Regions from separate parts of the Homo sapiens genome. Here region 1 is linked to region 2. The links are chromatin loops, found by intact Hi-C in ENCODE. Cell type or tissue: natural killer cell. All regions are shown on one strand.

Evidence for each region. Hi-C counts contacts between places; a loop is a spot of excess contacts. Peaks named below come from ENCODE experiments on the same cell type or tissue, not always from the same donor. Only the 100,000 strongest peaks of a DNase experiment are listed, where the experiment ranks them.
Region 1: a loop joins it to region 2, with 10 times the contacts of the local background. A loop is called at or near these places in 16 of 110 quality-filtered maps.

Annotation. Positions count from the first base shown.
Region 1 is chr22:20,737,810-20,745,809 of GRCh38, forward strand. It overlaps PI4KA (phosphatidylinositol 4-kinase alpha), which reads right to left. Exons shown (of 55, transcript NM_058004.4): 30 at 6,819-6,911; 31 at 4,799-4,955; 32 at 4,419-4,546. Among named protein-coding and RNA genes, the nearest start is that of SERPIND1, 32 kb to the right of the region's middle. RefSeq lists a silencer at 7,494-7,543. In natural killer cell, CTCF peaks have their summits at 4,155 and 4,354; a DNase peak (open chromatin) is centred at 4,182.
Region 2 is chr22:20,602,247-20,610,246 of GRCh38, forward strand. It overlaps the pseudogene SMPD4P1. Among named protein-coding and RNA genes, the nearest start is that of MED15, 99 kb to the left of the region's middle. In natural killer cell, CTCF peaks have their summits at 4,126 (motif pointing right) and 4,325; a DNase peak (open chromatin) is centred at 4,155; H3K27ac peaks cover 1,615 bases.

The sequences.
Region 1 (8,000 bases), 140 kb after region 2:
TAGTAGAGACAGGGTTTCTCCATATTGGTCAGGCTGGTCTCGATCTCCCGACCTCAGGTGATCCACCCGCCTCGGCCTCCCAAAGTGCTGGGATTACAGGCGTGAGCCACTGCGCCTGGCTGAGCAGCCCCTACTCTTAAGGCCCACCGAGGTCTGAGGCTGAAGCAGCATATGGAAAGGAATCCTGACCATAGCAGCACTGTGTCCTGACAGTCACAATTTGTGGTGAAACCAGGGCTTCCAGAAGACCCTGAGAGGAGGGCACACTTGTCCTCTTCTGGGAAGTGGAGAGTCCCACCAAGAGATAGTGTGTAGGCAGGTGTGTGTAGGCAGGTGTGTGCAGGCAGGTGGGCACCTGGGCCCACACAGGAGTGAGCGTGGCTAAGACTTCCCAGGATCGGGTCCCTCCTGAGCCCACAGGAGGACAGCCTCAGGGTGTGGGGGAAACTGCAACCATCAGCCTAGACCCCAAGGCCTGGGTTCAATGGACAGGAGAGTAATATACATATAATGCCCTGCTTAAGTTGGGCACACAGCAGGACCAGAGCAAGTTATCAGTTACTAGTGCAGCCCACATGCATTTATTTTGGGTCATGAATTTTAAGTATCATACAAGGATCATGAATCTTTCCCCTCTCAGTGAAATGAAGGTCCCAGACCCCTGTAAGGAGGTCAGGCTCCCCACTGTTCCCACGCTGAGATGCGAACAGCAAGTGTGACATCTCTTCATCTCCTGGGCACTATGGGACCTGGACAGGTCAGGTCCTTGTGGAGGCAGAGACAGGGAGTGAGGACCTGAATGACCACGTGCTGCTGGGGCCAGTGCCAGGTGTGAGTGTGAGTGGGTGGAGAAGCCTGACACAGGCCAAGGGACCTGAGGCCAGCTGAGCCACTGGAGATGGTAGGAGCAGGAAGTGCAAGCTGGACTCCAAAAGACCCCAAATGAAACAGTAATTTGGTTTGTATAAAAATCCCTTTAAGACACCTTTCCCAATTTTGCTTAAAATAAAAAAAAAAGGAAGTGGGGTAAAAAGCAGGAAGAACCCATACTTCCTGCCAAGACCAGCTATTGAGTAGGAGGAGGAGCCACCAGACATAAGAAAGACATCTCGGACAGGCGCGGTGGCTCACGCCTGTAATCCCAGCACTTGGGGAGGCCGAGGCAGGCGGATCACAAGGTCAGGAGATCGAGACCATCCTGGCTAACAAAGTCAGGAGACTCAGTCACAAAAAAAAAAAAAAAAAAAAGCAACTGGCTGGGCGCAGTGGCTCACGCCTAAAATCCCAACACTTTGGGAGGCCGAGGCGGGCGGATCACAAGGTCAGGAGATCGAGACCATCCTGGCTAACACAGTGAAACCCCGTCTCTACTAAAAAATACAAAAAATTAGCCGGGCGTGGTGGCAGGCGCCTGTAGTCTCAGCTACTCGGGAGGCTGAGACAGGAGAATGGCGTGAACCCGGGAGGCGGAGTGAGCCAAGATCGGGCCACTGCACTCCAGCCTGGGTGACAGAGCGAGACTCCATCTCAAAAAAAAAAAACAAAAAAAAGCAACAACAAAAAAAGTCCCAGCTACTGGGTCAGGAGGCCGAGGCAGCAGAATCACTTGAGCTCAGGAATTTGACGTCAGCCTGGGCAACATAGCAAGACTGTCTTCAGGAAAAAAAAAAAAACAAAAGAAAAAAAATAAAGACCTCCTTCTCTCTGGGAAAATATACAGCAGTCCTCCTCAACTGTCAGTTTTATTTAAATGTACAATGTCCAGTATAGAAACAAAAACTTTCAAACATTGAAGAAAAAAGATAAAAAGAAACTGACCCAAGATGACTCAAATACAAGAACAGACCAGATAACGATATAAAAATAATTACAATAAATATGCTCAAAGATTTATAAGAAATAATGGAAAGAATGCATGAAGGTAAGAGAATCTCAGCAGCAGAAAATGCAAACTATAAAAAAGAATTAAATGGCTGGGCGTGGTGGCTCATGCCTGTAATCCCAGCACTTTGGGAGGCTGAGGCAGGTGCATCACCTGCGGTCAGGAGTCCAAGACCAGCCTGGCCAACATGGTGAAACCCTGTCTGTACAAAAACACAAAAATTAGCCAGGCATGATGGCTGGTGCCTGTAATCCCACTTACTTGGGAGGCTGAGGTGGGAGAATCACTTGAACCCACGAGGCGGAGGTTGCAGTGAGCCAAGATTGTGCCACTGCACTCCTGCCTGGGCAACAGAGTGAGACCCCATCTCAAAAAAAAAAAAAAAAAAAAAAAAAGAATTAACTAGAAATCCTAGATCTGGAATTGTTTCTTTTTCTTATTTTTAAATTAAATATTTATTTTTTGTTTTGTTTTCTAGACCTGAGAATTGTATCTGAAATAAAAAATATACAAGATGGTTTTACAGCAGAATGAATAAAGCAGAAGAAAAGAACAGTGAACTGGTATACAGGTTAAAAAAAAAATTAACCAAATGAAAGAGTGAGAAAAACCCTGAAAAACTGAAAAAGACTACAGAGAATGTCGATGATCTATGGGACAATACCAAGTCACTAATATATGTGTACCTGGAATCCAAAAAGGAGAAGAGAGAGAGAATGAAGTAAAAAAAAATTAAAAAAATATTGACCTTAAGAGCCTAGGAAGTAAAAAAAAAAAAGAAAAAGAAATGACAAAGAAATACTGACCTCAAGATTTCCAAGTTTGATGAAAATCCTAAATCCCTGAAATTAAGAAGCTCAATGAATTCCAACAGGATAAATACAATGAAATTCACACACAGTCAAACAACTAAAAATGAAAGATAAGGAGAAACATCCAACAAGTAGTCAAAAGAAAAACAATAACATATACAGTCATCCTTGGTATCCTCAGGAGAACTGGTTCCAGGATGTGGAACCCATGGATATGGAGGGCCGGCTGTACTGAGAAACAAAAAGACTGTTGACTTCTCTCCAGAAACAATGCAAGCTACTAGACAATAGAAGATAATATCTGAAATGCTAAAAACAATAAAACAAAAAACTATCAACCTAGAATCCTGGGCCTAGAAAAAATAATCCATATGCATCAAAGATGAAGGTGAACTAAGATGAGAGAATTTATTTCCAGCAGACCTGCATTACTGGAACTGTTAAAGAAAATTACTTGGCAGAGGAGATCACAGGAAGACTGTAAAAGTGTGAGTGATGAAAAACATTTGGATAAATTATAATGCTGTAACAAAGCCTTGTCTTAATTTCTTTGAAAGACTTTTGATTTTTTTGAACAGAAACAACATTATAAGGTCTAATGCATATAGTAGTAAAATATGAAAACAGGACACAAGGAATTAGAGGGAGAAATTGGGTGTCATAATGGCAGTGGGTATCCACAGTGGCAATGGTATACAGCTGTCTCTGCAGAATCCTCTCCCTGGCAAGAACTATAACTGATGTGGCCACTCCAGTTGTCATTTACTGACAGCTCACTAGGATGCAGGTGCTCTTGTAATGATGTCCACCATGCAGGTGAGGAGCCCCGCCCAGGAATCAGAGCCCTGCAGGCTGAAGCGTGACTTCCACAGGCCCTTCTGCATATCTTTGATGGGAGCAGGCTGGTCAGGCTGAGAACCCAGCACTCCCCTGACTTCACAGGTGTCCCCCTGACTAGACAACCTCCCCCAGGCGCCCACTGGACCAAAATGTTTCCTAACAGCGCTCAATGGTGTGATTGATACAAACCCCACGAGGTTATAAAATAGCAGGCAAATGTGAGATATTATCATCACTGCCACCACCACCAGCCCGGAACATTTTAATTACATTTTTGGAAATATTCCAATTTTCCTGAGGGAAGAAGAAAATCAAAATCCCCCTTTTTGACCACTCATTTCAACTAATCCTAAGAAATACAGAAAGAAAACATGTCAAATTCCCTGCTACCCTGACAGTTAACAGAATCTTTGAAAAATAAAATTGTTCTTAAGCGTTTATCTAATCAGCTGAAACGTGAGTATAAACTTCCTTGTGGGCACCCCCTGCAGTAGCAACTCCAGAAATACGGATGCAGGGAAAGGGGGCTGATCCCAAGATTAGGTCAAGAAAAACATTCCCGTGGACAAACACAACTGCTCCCAATCAAATTCAAAGTTAACAGGTGTTCAAAAAGCTGGATTTCCAATTTCAGTAGAGAAATGGCTCCCCCTACCGAGGTTTTGGGAGATAACGGCTTCTAGGCACCAGTGGGATGCTGTTAACATATATTCTATTTTCTGTGACTGTCAGGTATAATAATAGAATCTGTAAGGAGACTGAGGCTTGAGAAGGTGAGGGGCTTGCCCAGTGTCTCCATGCTTGGTGGTGGCGGCACCAGGGAAGGCTCTTCCCGTCTGTTATCCCATCCCATCCTCACTGCCAACCCGAGGTCAGGGTCCTACCGGCACTTCCACTCCATCCTTGCCAGCCAGCAGCCACTCCCAGCAGGCCAGGGCCGTCTCCATGCCATGCTCATTGAACATCCGGAGGGGACCCCAGCACAGATGATGAAGGAGCTGCGGGTCACAATCTGGAACCAAACACACGTCAGTCAGAGGCCTCCAACAACAGCTGAACCCCAAAACAGCTTCCCTGGGCCAACAAGAGTTGACCAGCTGGGGCCAGTGATGGCCTTTTATTGACTTTCCACTCATGAGAGATACTCCTCTACTGGGGGAGCTCCTGCTCTTTCTCCGGCCAGTACTCCAGCTGGCTATGGGTCATCAAGGCCAGCATTCATTTAGAAACGAGCCCAGAATTCCACAGTGCTTCAGTGAGTTACCTTTACTGCTAATGAGCATTGCGGTCAGCTTGAACATGGCCTGCGTGTAGTGCTGAGGATGACTGCGGTCTAAAGCTGAATGTAGATCCTGGACCATCATTTTGTTCAGGTCAGACATCTGGCCTGTGGTGCCTGAGAACCGAATCATTCCATACACCTGCAAAAACATTCTCATCAGCAACTAAGCATATAATCCAGGCAATGTGGGTAAGGTTCTGGAAGCCACCAGACCACACTTGTGGTGGCACTGGTGGGTGCCTCGCTGCCCCAAAGTGGAGCTCATGCATGCAGAGAGACAGGCTCATTTCAATGATGCTACCACTGATCACAGCTTTTTTTTTTTTTAAAGAACAGCTCCTCTAGAAATGCATGTTGGCAGTGCCACCACTGCAGATGTTCCCCAAGGGTGGGAACCTTGTCCCTCATCATTGTACCCAGCAGTGAGCCCGGGGTCTGACCCATGGTGGGACTGCATGAATGTGAGCTGGATAAATACATTTCCTCAAACTCAATTAATGACTCAAACAACAATATCAGCCTCATTATTATTTTTTGAGAGAGGGAGTCTCGCTCTGATGCTCAGGTTGGAGTGCAGTGGCGTGATCTCGACTCAGTGCAACCTCCGCCTCCTGGGTTCAAGTGATCCTCCCACCTCAGCCTCCCAAGTAGCTGGATTACAGGCATGCGCCACCACGCCTGGCTAATTTTTCTATTTTAGTAGAGACAGGGTTTCACCATGTTGGCCAGGCTGGTCTTGAACTCCTGACCTCAAATAATCCGCCCACCTTGGCCTCCCTAAGTGCTGGGATTACAGGCGTGAGCGGCCACACCCAGCCCTCCTTACTATTATTAATAATTTTTTCTTTGAGACAGAGTCTTGCTCTGTTGCCCAGGCTGGAGTGCAGTGGTGCGATCATAGTTCACTGCATCCTCGAACTCCTGGGCTCAGGTGATCCTCCTGTCTCAGCCTCCCAAAGTGCTGGGATTACTGGCGTGAGCCACTGTGCTTGGCCAACCTATCTATTTTTAAAGACAAATATAACTTTTTTTTCCAGAGAGAAGAACATACAAGTGACAGAGTGCTAAGAAGGAGTGAACTCCCACTCAGACCAGGCCACTGATAGACTTTCAGAGTCACCAGGGAGCTTAGAAATGGCATAGACTAGGCTGGGCGCGGTGGCTCACGCCTGTAATCCCAGCAGTTTGGGAGGCCGAGGCGGGCAGATCATGAGGTCAGGAGATCAAGACCGTCCTGGCTAACACAGTGAAACCCCGTCTCCACTAAAAATACAAAAAATTAGCCGGGCGTGGTGGTGGGTGCCTGTAGTCCCAGCTACTCGGGAGGCTGAGGCAGGAGAATGGCGTGAACCCAGGAGGCAGAGCTTGCAGTGAGCCAAGATTGTGCCACTGCACTCCAGCCTGGGCAACAGAACGAGACTCTGTCTCAAAAACAAAAACAAAAACAAACAAACAAAAAGAAATGGTATAGATTAGCTTCTGAGTTTATGGAGCAGGAAATGGAGGCCCACAGATGTGATGGCACTGGTGAGGCTGGAATAAACTGTGGTGTGGTGGGTGAAAGCCCACGATGTGGAGTTGGAAGATGTGGTTCCAGACCCCACTCCACTTGTGCGACTTTGGCAAGTTACTTAATCTTGGGAACCTCCGTTTATCTATAAAACTGGAATAATAATACATACATCTTACCGAGTGCCCAAGAGCCTATGGCATGTAAGTGTTTGTTACTGCTGTAAAAAAAAGCCAAAAAAATTAAAAACCTTCATTCAGTGTAGCCAAAGTGTACACAGAGTTACCCTCTTGTGGAAAAAACAAGTAACTGGTCATTAACACTCTGGAATGTGCCAAGAATCCTCCTAAAATGTGCTCTTTAAATCCTCCTAAAATATGTTAATTCCACATCACCGGGACGCTTTGTTCATTTTCCACTAGGAAGCGGCCAACAGGCCTCAAAACAAGAGGACACGTTAAAGGCCCTAGGGCGCAAGGACAAGAGAAGCACCTCGCCCGCGTAGCGGTTGCGCAGATTCAGGGATGCCATGAAGTTGGAGTAGTCTTTCTTCACACAGGCCGGGCGCTCGCTCAGCTGAGTTGCCTACAGACAGATAACCATTATTGTAGACTATGGCAGCACTATCCTTTCCTCGTGTTTACCATGGCTAAGCCTAAACCCAATGAAGCAGTCACACTCGGGTCTGGGGGTTACTATTAATAAAAATCTTCACTGCTGGCAAGTTAATAAAGCAAAATATTTTAGAATACCCAGCAGTTTGATATGTTCCATAAGAAATTAAAAAAAAAAGTCTCTGGAAGGCAGTTTCTGCTACTGGTAAATAGGCCTTTGCAAGAAAAAGAATCACTAGATTGTGAGAGCAATGTCACCTGTGATGGAAACGCCATGAAAGCATTCACAGCCGTCTCCTTGAGAGTTGCGTGTGCAGCTTATAAATGTCACTTACAGACCGTAAAGGGGCTGAAGGGGAGAGCCAAGGCCAGCAGGCTCTTAAACATCTGCTGGCTGCTCTTCAGTCTAATGGGAAGAGACAGAAAAGGGTACACCTTGAATACAAAGGCAACCCACAGAATGGGAGAAAAATATTTGAAAACTACCGCCCACCCACTCCACCCCTCCAGCCACTCTCTCTGCTTCAGCCTCAGCCTCCCAGCCCCAGGGCCTCAGTGACCTGGCTTCCTAACCCAGGCTGGCTGCTGTGCCACACCTTTCAGTTCCTGTTCATCCACGGTCACTGCAGAGTACAGCATGCATTGAAAAGGACCTCCTTTCGCATTTCCCTTTAGCATCAGTACTAATGGGGAAAGTGAGCTTCTCAACTGTTTTGAGTTTAGAGGGATTTTTTTTTGAGGGGACATGGTGTGGAGAAAGAGGACCAGGAGAAGAAAATACAGATGTTGGGGAACATCAAAATATAAACAAGAACAAAAATACATGATTTCTCTCATGAAATTATTAAACTGGTTTATTTAAAAAAATAAATTACGTGAAACTGCTTTACATTTTCTGGAAACAATGCGGTCTTTGGCACCAAGCAGGACTGAGTTAGAGCTTGGCTCTGATACTAATCAGCTGTGAGACCTTGGGAAGTCAATGTCTCTGAGCCTCAATGTGCTCATCTGTAAAGTGGGCATAACCCTCTCACAATGTTGTTACACGTTCAACGTAATG
Region 2 (8,000 bases):
ACTGCAGCCTGGGCTACAGAGCAAGACTCTGTCTCAAAAAAAAAAAAAAAAAAATCACCACCGAGACGCTGTTCTCCCTGGTGTGTCATCTGTGGGGTGAATGAAGGTGTGAGATACCCCGTGGTGGTTTCTGTCAGTGAATCTGTAGTTGTCATATATTTTGAATACTTCAATATCATCGAACAGTTGCTGTGTCTTTAAGCACTAGATTTTATTGAAGCTACCTTCTTCCCTTTTTAGTCCCATTTCCCCTAGATGCATCCACGACTGCAGGAACCCCCCTGCCCCCACCAGGAGCCCAAAGATAACCATGTTCCCACCTGGAGTGGCCTCCCACCTCCAATGCCATCAGGGCTGGTGCAGCTTCCCCACCTGGTCAGCAACATCATGGCCAAGGAGTAGAGGGCGTAGCCCAGGGTGAACAGCAGTGCACAGGTGAGGGGCCTGATGCAGAACAGAGAGGCCATGAAGAAAGCCAGCAGTAGCCAGGGCAGTGTCAGGTAGCTGCCTAGGAAGTGCAGGTTGAGCCTGTGGCCGCTGGCCAGCGTGGGCTCTGTGAGGTGGTAGCAACAGAAGCTGGCAAGGAAGTCATCTCAGGAACACAGAGCCGCCATCTGGTCTGCAAACTGAAGCGCAGGCAGTGGCACGGGGGCATGGGGTGGTGGCACCACAGGCCTCAGGACAGCTGCACCCCACCCCCACAGGCCACCCTGAGACTGCACCCCAGGCAGGAGCACCCAGAACCCTCTCTGAAGAGGCCAGGCCAGCCCTCCTGCCCACTCACTCTGTGTTTGATGGCAGATGACAGCCGGAAGGATGCTCAGACCAAGCTGGTAATCTCATAACTCCAGAGGGGCTGCAGCTCCGGGTCCCCCTGGTACTCAATTTCAAACCTTTGCAGCCTGTTGATGATCTAGAAACCCAGGCTATAGGGTTGGGCCAGAAAACATGGCCCTGGCCAGGTGCAGTGGCTCATGCCTGTAATCCCAGCACTCCGGGAGGCCGAGGCGGGCGGATCACAAGGTCGGGAGTTAGAGACCAGCCTGATCGATATGATGAAACCCCGTCTCTATTAAAAATACAAAAATTGGCCAGGTGCAGTGGCTCACACCTGTAATCCCAGCACTCTGGGAGGCTGAGGCAGGTGGATCACGAGGTCGGGAGATCAGGACCATCCTGGCTAACACTGCGAAACCCCGTCTCTACTAAAAAAAATACAAAAAAAAATTAGCTGGGCTTGGTGGCGGGCACCTGTAGTTCCAGCTACTCAGGAGGCTGAGGCAGGAGAATAGCGTGAACCCAGGAGGTGGAGCTTGCAGTGAGCCGAGATTGCGCCACTGCACTCCAGCCTGGGCTACAGAGCAAGACTCCGTCTCAAAAAAAAAAAAAAGTTAGCCAGGCATGGTGGCATGTGCCTGTAATCCCAGCTATTCAGGAGGCTGAGGTGGGAGAATCGCTTGAACCCAGGAGGTGGAAGTTTCAGTGAGCCAAGATCATGCCACTGCACTCCAGCCTGGGCAAGAGAGGGAAACCTTGTTTCAAAAAAAAGAAAGAAGAGAAAAGGAAACATGGCCCCTGCACACAACTCAGAAGAGCCAAGCCATCTCTGCTCACAGGGGAGGAGGGAGCTGGGGACACGTCAGGGCCCAACCCATGCACCTCTGGGACTTGGGCCTCTCACCTGGTACTGGCCCAGGGGCGTGGGGATGAGTCTGTCCTCACCCGCGATGCAGTCCGGAGCTGCTTCTTTCCATTCTCATCCTGGATGGTGTCCAAGGCAAGTGTGAGAGACTCTGCGTGAGCTGCACTTCACTGAGCTACCAGAGAGAGAGAAGCTCCTCTGCCCTCAGTGTCAAGGCAAAGGAACACCAGTCTTCACCCCACCAGCCTCTAACAGTGGCAACGAGAGCACCCGGACATGACACTCGGGGTGTGGGCCTGCCTCCCACAACACCGGGTTCATCTGCATGGGGCCTGGGACGGATGCATGCTGACCATGGGCAAAGGGGGAGTGGATCCTTCGGGGAAGGGGACCCTAACGGCCGTGGAACAGGCCCCATTGCTCATACTCGGAATATCTGGCGCAGGTACGCCAGGGCCTCCTCCAGGCACTCGTCCATCTTCTGGACGCTGTCCTGCCCCATCTCGCCCAGGTCATGGCTGAATAGGAGCCGTTGGTGTCTGTGGGGCCAAAGCCCAGCCACAACAGGAAGGAGTGGCCAGCTGGAGTCTCCACACACTGGTCCGAGATGGACCTGGCCGTGTGCTTGGCCTGCGTGATGAGCTGAGTAAGGTGCAGGACCTGCAAGGGAGGCGAGGGCAGGTCACCGGCAGGATACGCCTGTACTGCCACCCAGGCAGGCTGGCTGGGGGCCCTAAGATGGGTGCACAGCCAGATCACTGAGTGACGGGAGGAGCAGCTTCTGCTGGAGGACTTTTAAAGACTAAAGAATGATCTTCTAAATGTGAAATTTCCCAACACTGCCTTCGTTATCAGAAACAAATCAGACTTTACTGAAACGGGGAAAGGAGATGTGCGTCAACTCTCCGCCCAACCTCCCTCCCTCCCGCCAGAACACAGCACTTCCCTGCCTCTGCTCAGCCTTGTGGCTCCAGGGGTCCTGTGAAGGGGCACCGCCAACCCACTCACCAGGGTGTAAGCCTCGGGCCCGAACATCGGGTGTACTTGCAGTCCTGGCCCTCCAGGCCATAGATGTGACTCTTCACATTGAAGGAGGCATCAGTGACCACTGGTGGCCACTATGACAGGATGCTGCTGGCGAATGTGCAGGCTGTGAAGAGTCGGTGCTGGCGGTAGGGGGATGACGAGCTCCGGCTCCGGGAACAGCTGCTCGAACTGGAAGGCAGGAGACGAACCTAGCGCCCACTTCCGGGGGCACAGAGAACCTGGTTGCTGCCCACAGGTTTTCAGGATGCCTCCGAGGTATCTGGGGAGCCATGACCCAGGGGTGTCCTCCTGAGGTCCTGCCCAGCAGTGTCTCCCATGTAGCAGGTGGCCGACATGGGGAGGGCAAATGAGGGAGCTGGTGGCTCACAGAGCCCCCGACAGTGTCTGCAGGAGGGCAAACACCAGGAGGAGTGACAGAAGCCAATGTCCAACCCAGCCAAGACAAACGCATGCCAGAGACCAAGACCGCCTCCCAAGGATGCTGCCACGAGTTGCCAGGGAGAAACTGTGGTGCCATGGGCCCGCAGCTTGGTCTGTGCAGACCCCCTCTGTGGGTATACCTGCGGTCTTCCACCCAGTGCCTGGTGCCTGGTGGCTGCAGGGCAGGCAGGGTCCAGCCGGTCTCAGCCTTAACTGTGCAGTGTTATGGATGACAGCTCAGGAGACTGTTGGCAGGCAGGGAGGGCAGGACACAGGCAGGTGAGACCCAGGCCCTCTGAGGTTGCTGCATCCTTAGCAGGCCTGAGGCCCCTTTCCAAGAGGACTGAAGCCACCATGGCAGAGGCCAGCCCAGAGCCTGAGGGGGCTGAGGGAGGATCCCCCAGAGGGTCCAAAGGGGAAGGCCTCGGGCAAGGAAAGGAGAGGTCAGTGGCCACGCCAGGTGCCATGGAAGCCTGGGGGGGTCTGCTGTGAGGATCAAGCAGGAGATGAGGGGAAGGTGGCCACTGGTCTGCTCTGTGCTGGTAAGGAAGGGTTAAGGAACAGTTTGGGGGTCACCATGAAAATTTGTCTGGGCCAGAAGGGAGAGGGGACAGGTCACCCACTGCTTCCATGAGAAACCCATTCTAGGGCCTGGCGAAGTTGAGCCTAGGAAGGGCTGGTCTGTGCTCCACTCAGCAGCAGCTGGGAGAGGGCCAGGGCCAGGCTGACCCCAGCACAGGCCGCTGTCTTGGCCTCCACCCACTGGAGCAACATTTGCCCAGGGGAGCCAGTGGCATGTGAGGAGAGGGGGCCAGGGCTCACCATTTCTCAGACACACTGGGGCTGGGAGTTGCTGCTGGCAGCCTGCTTGTCAGCTGCATACCACCATGGCTGCAGGTAGCTCAGCCACACCTCCAGGACCTGTGGGGGAGGTGTGTGCTGAAGGCCCAGTGGCTGGGGCCAAATCCTCTGATGGCCTGGAACCCAGGTACCCAGGTGGCAGCTAAGTTGGCTCTTCCCACGTCCCCCAGAGGGCGCAGGAGAGACGCGCACAGCCCTGTGAGATTTGGTTCTCTCACTGCTCTTCAGAAGCCAGGGTCATGGGCGGGCTCTTCCCGGCCCACGGGACCCAGTGCTACCTGGTTGCGTAAGAGTAGAAACCTGTCTGGCACCAGACAGGTGGGATGGGGCAGGGCTTTGCTGTGCCTGAGGGTTGCCTTTGGAAACTGAAACAGAAAGAACAACGTGGCCCTCCAAGGCCCCCTCCTCTCCAAGGTCTCTGTGACAACACTTGTTCTCCTTCATCCACCCCAGGGGACCTCCCTCATTGGGGCACACAGAAGACACAGGCACACATGTGATGGGGCCGACACTCCTAGCTCTGAACAATGCGTCCAAGGGCCAGTGGCCAAAGCAATGCCGCAGGAAGAGGTAGAGTTTCTGCTGGACTAACCTCGGGACAGCGGCCTGCAGAGGAGGGGAGGGTCACCAGCCGCTTGCACAGTAAGGTGGCCCTGCTCACAGATGAGCCCGGGGTTCCCATTAGTGAGGGTTGGCTCTGCTGGGAGAGAGCACTAGGCACTTCTGAGTGGTAAGAGCTGGTTTCAGCCCCATTCTTCAGAGGAAGAAACCGAGGTTAGGGAGCATCCCGAGGACACAGCATGCAGGCGGCCAAGCCATTGCATCTCCTGCACACACCTCACCTCAGCCCCACACAAAACAGCCCACTCTGCCAGCCCCGATGGGCCTGGGAGTCAGGACCCGCCCCAACCCTTCTCCTGACGGGTGGGGAGGAGCAAGAGACGGCACCGTGATGGGGCCTTTTTGGCCAGTCTGGAGAGAGAGGCTCTGGGAGCCAGAGATCAGCCGGCAGCCCCACCAGGCTAGCTGAGAAGGCACTTGCGTAGCCCTCCAGAGGCCTCACGTGCTCTGTGAGCAGGAAGGGATTCCCCTCACCCTGCCCCCCATGCCCCGGGGAGAGGTCGCCGTGGGCAACACCGGAGGAGGGGAACGAGGAGGAGACAGCAGCGGCTGGAAGCCGCAAGGGCCACCCACTGTTTGAACTCCCCCAGCGGGCTGGTGGTGTGGGAGTGGACGAAAGGTGAGACCTGCTCTGGCTTCAGGCTGTCGGCAAAGGCGTGCAGGTGCTTCAGTGGCAGGCGCACCACCAGCATGTGCCCCTTGGTGGGCATGAACGACTCCTAGGTGGAGGAAGAGGAGTCAGGGCCTGGGAAGGGCTGCAGCACGTGGCCTCCAGGTCTGACCACAGCCCGCCCTGGGACAGCTGATCTGCCTCCACACAGGAGGCACGAGCCAGGCAAAGAGTGGGGCCACCACTGTGCCTCACACCCAGCGGGTGTGCCTTGCACTGCTTGGTCTGAACTGCGACCAGCTCGTGGTAGGGAAGTGCTTGGCCCAGCGCCCACACAGCCTACCTGGGGAGAACTCGCTGAGACAGACGCATCTGCTTCTGCACCGCTGCACACCCGCGGTGGGTGGCACAGGGCTATGGCCCGCCAGACTGTGCCCTTGGCCATTGCTGCCTATCTTGATCCTCATGGCAGGAGGAGGCCGATGTCACCCCCAAGCTCTGGATCCAGGGTCTCCCAGGGAAGATGGCTAAGGCCAGGAATTCGAGATTCGCTTGGGCAACATAGGGAGGCCCTGTCTCTACAAAAATTTTAAAAAGTTAGCTGGGCATGGTGGTGTGCACCTGTAGTCCTAGTGACTCAGGAGGCTAGGGTGGGAAGATCGCTTGAGCCCAGGTGTTCTTGGTGCAGTGAGCTAGGATCGTGCCACTGCACTCCAGCCTGGGTGACAGAGTAAGACCCTGTTCAAAAAATAAGAACCTTCACTTTTCTCCCCAATTCCTTCCATCTGCTCCTCATTCTGGACACAGCTGGATGAGGGCTCACCCTGGGAGAAGCGCTGGGCATCAATTCCTCTGTTGCCCACAGACCTGTGGTCAGGAAAACCCCAAGACAAGAGCACAGTCAAGCTAACAGGCCAAGCTTTTGATTTACAATGTACAAGCAGGATCCTGGAGACCTACACCCAAGAGGAAAGCCTTTTTGCTGGCTGTGGGCTTTCTCTGGTTGCTCAGCATTGAGAGGGCAGGGGGGAGCATCAAGAGTGGATGAGGGCAGGAGAAGGGGGCACTGAGGGTGGGCCCCTGAGTCCGAGTGGACATGCTCGCCTCTCCATGCTTACCCCCAGCCCTTTGGGCCTCAACACATCTGTGATGCTGAGACTGGTGCAGGGCCCGGCCTCTGGGTATATCCTGGGATGCTGCAGAACCCACATGGACCACTGCTCACATCACTGCCCACTCAAGTCTGCCCGTCAGGAAAATGTCCCCACAGGTCCAGGAGACACACCCCACAGATCAGTGGCTGAGGCTGGGAATGGAGGTATTTTCTTCTTCTTCTTTTTCTTTTTTTTTTTTTTTTTGAGACAGGGTCTCACTCTGTCACCCAGGCTGGAGTGCAGCAGCACAATGTCGGTTCACTGTAACCTCTGCCTCCTGGGCTCAAGGGATCCTCCCACCAAAGCCTCCCGAGTAGCGGAGACCAGAGGCACATACCAACATACCCAGATAATTTTTCTATTTTTTTGTAGAGGCAGGGGTCTCATCATGTTTCCCAGGCTGGTCTCAAACTCCTGAGCTCAAGCAATCTGCCTTCCTTGGCCTCCCAAAGTTCTGGGATTCCAAGTTTGAGCCACCGTACCTGGCTATTTTCTTCTATCTCTATCTTTAAGTATTTAGGCAATGAATTTGCATTGCTTTGGAAGGAAGGAGAAAACCAGTACCTATACGGCCCGACTAGAATGGTACTAGTGGGGTGGGAAGTTAGACCAGGGTCCTTCTCCTCCAGTCTCACCCCTGGCCCTCCCTCTGATCCTGGCCTGGGATCCTGAGCCATGACATCCTCCCTGCAGCTCACGGGAGGGGACAGCATCCACATAGGAACTGGGAACCTGCCTTCCCCTGCAGGTTCACTTACCCAACATCACCTGGTCCTTCCAGAGGGTCTGGAGGGGCCAGTGTCTGCCCCTGCCCCCAGCAGTCACATGAAAGCCTCTCAGGCTATTTTCCCACAGATTTGCTGAGCCAAACTTTTCCCTCAGCTCTGTACCCCTCCTGGGCCACATTCCCATGTGTAGTCCCTGGCCACAGTCACACCTGCTTGCTTCTCAAAGATGTGTACCCAAAGCCCCGCATTTCCCACTGGGCCCAGCCTCACAGCACCTCAGCTCACTCCTCCAGGGTCTCCCTGGTCACCTGTCCTGCCATGGGGGTTGCTAGATGCTTCCTGGACACTGCCCTGGCCCAAGCCCTCATGTCCCTCTTCTCCAGTGGCTCCTGCGGAACAGGGACGCCATCACATGCAGTGGTTGCCATCCCAACCCACCGGCACTTGGGGCCCACATGTTTTTTTCATCTTGCGCTCAAATTCCCATTCAATCACGTGTGCTCCTTCGCAGGGTGAACGGGACAGACCCCTGGCTGTGGGCACAGCTCGTCTCCCCGGGCTCTCACAGACTCACTAACTCTGTCGTCCCCGAAATCCCCCATGGGCCTGAACTCTGCTTCACTGACCTCAAATCCATCCATACGCTTGTCATTTGTGCCTAGGCAGACCACAACCTCTATGAGGTCACTACCTATTCTCATCCACCTCCACAGGTGTCTACGAGTGGCCAGGGCTCCCTAGGTGAAGGACTGACAGCCTCTGTGAGCTATAGGGCCAAGCCCCAGGTCCTCCCCAACCCCCTTGCCTCACACACAGTCTGGGTCATGGAACCTCCAAGCTGGATGACAGTTCTGAACAGGGCAGCACCCACATTACCGTAAGTCCCAGGCCTCTGTGTCTTCAGCTCCTTCCTTAGC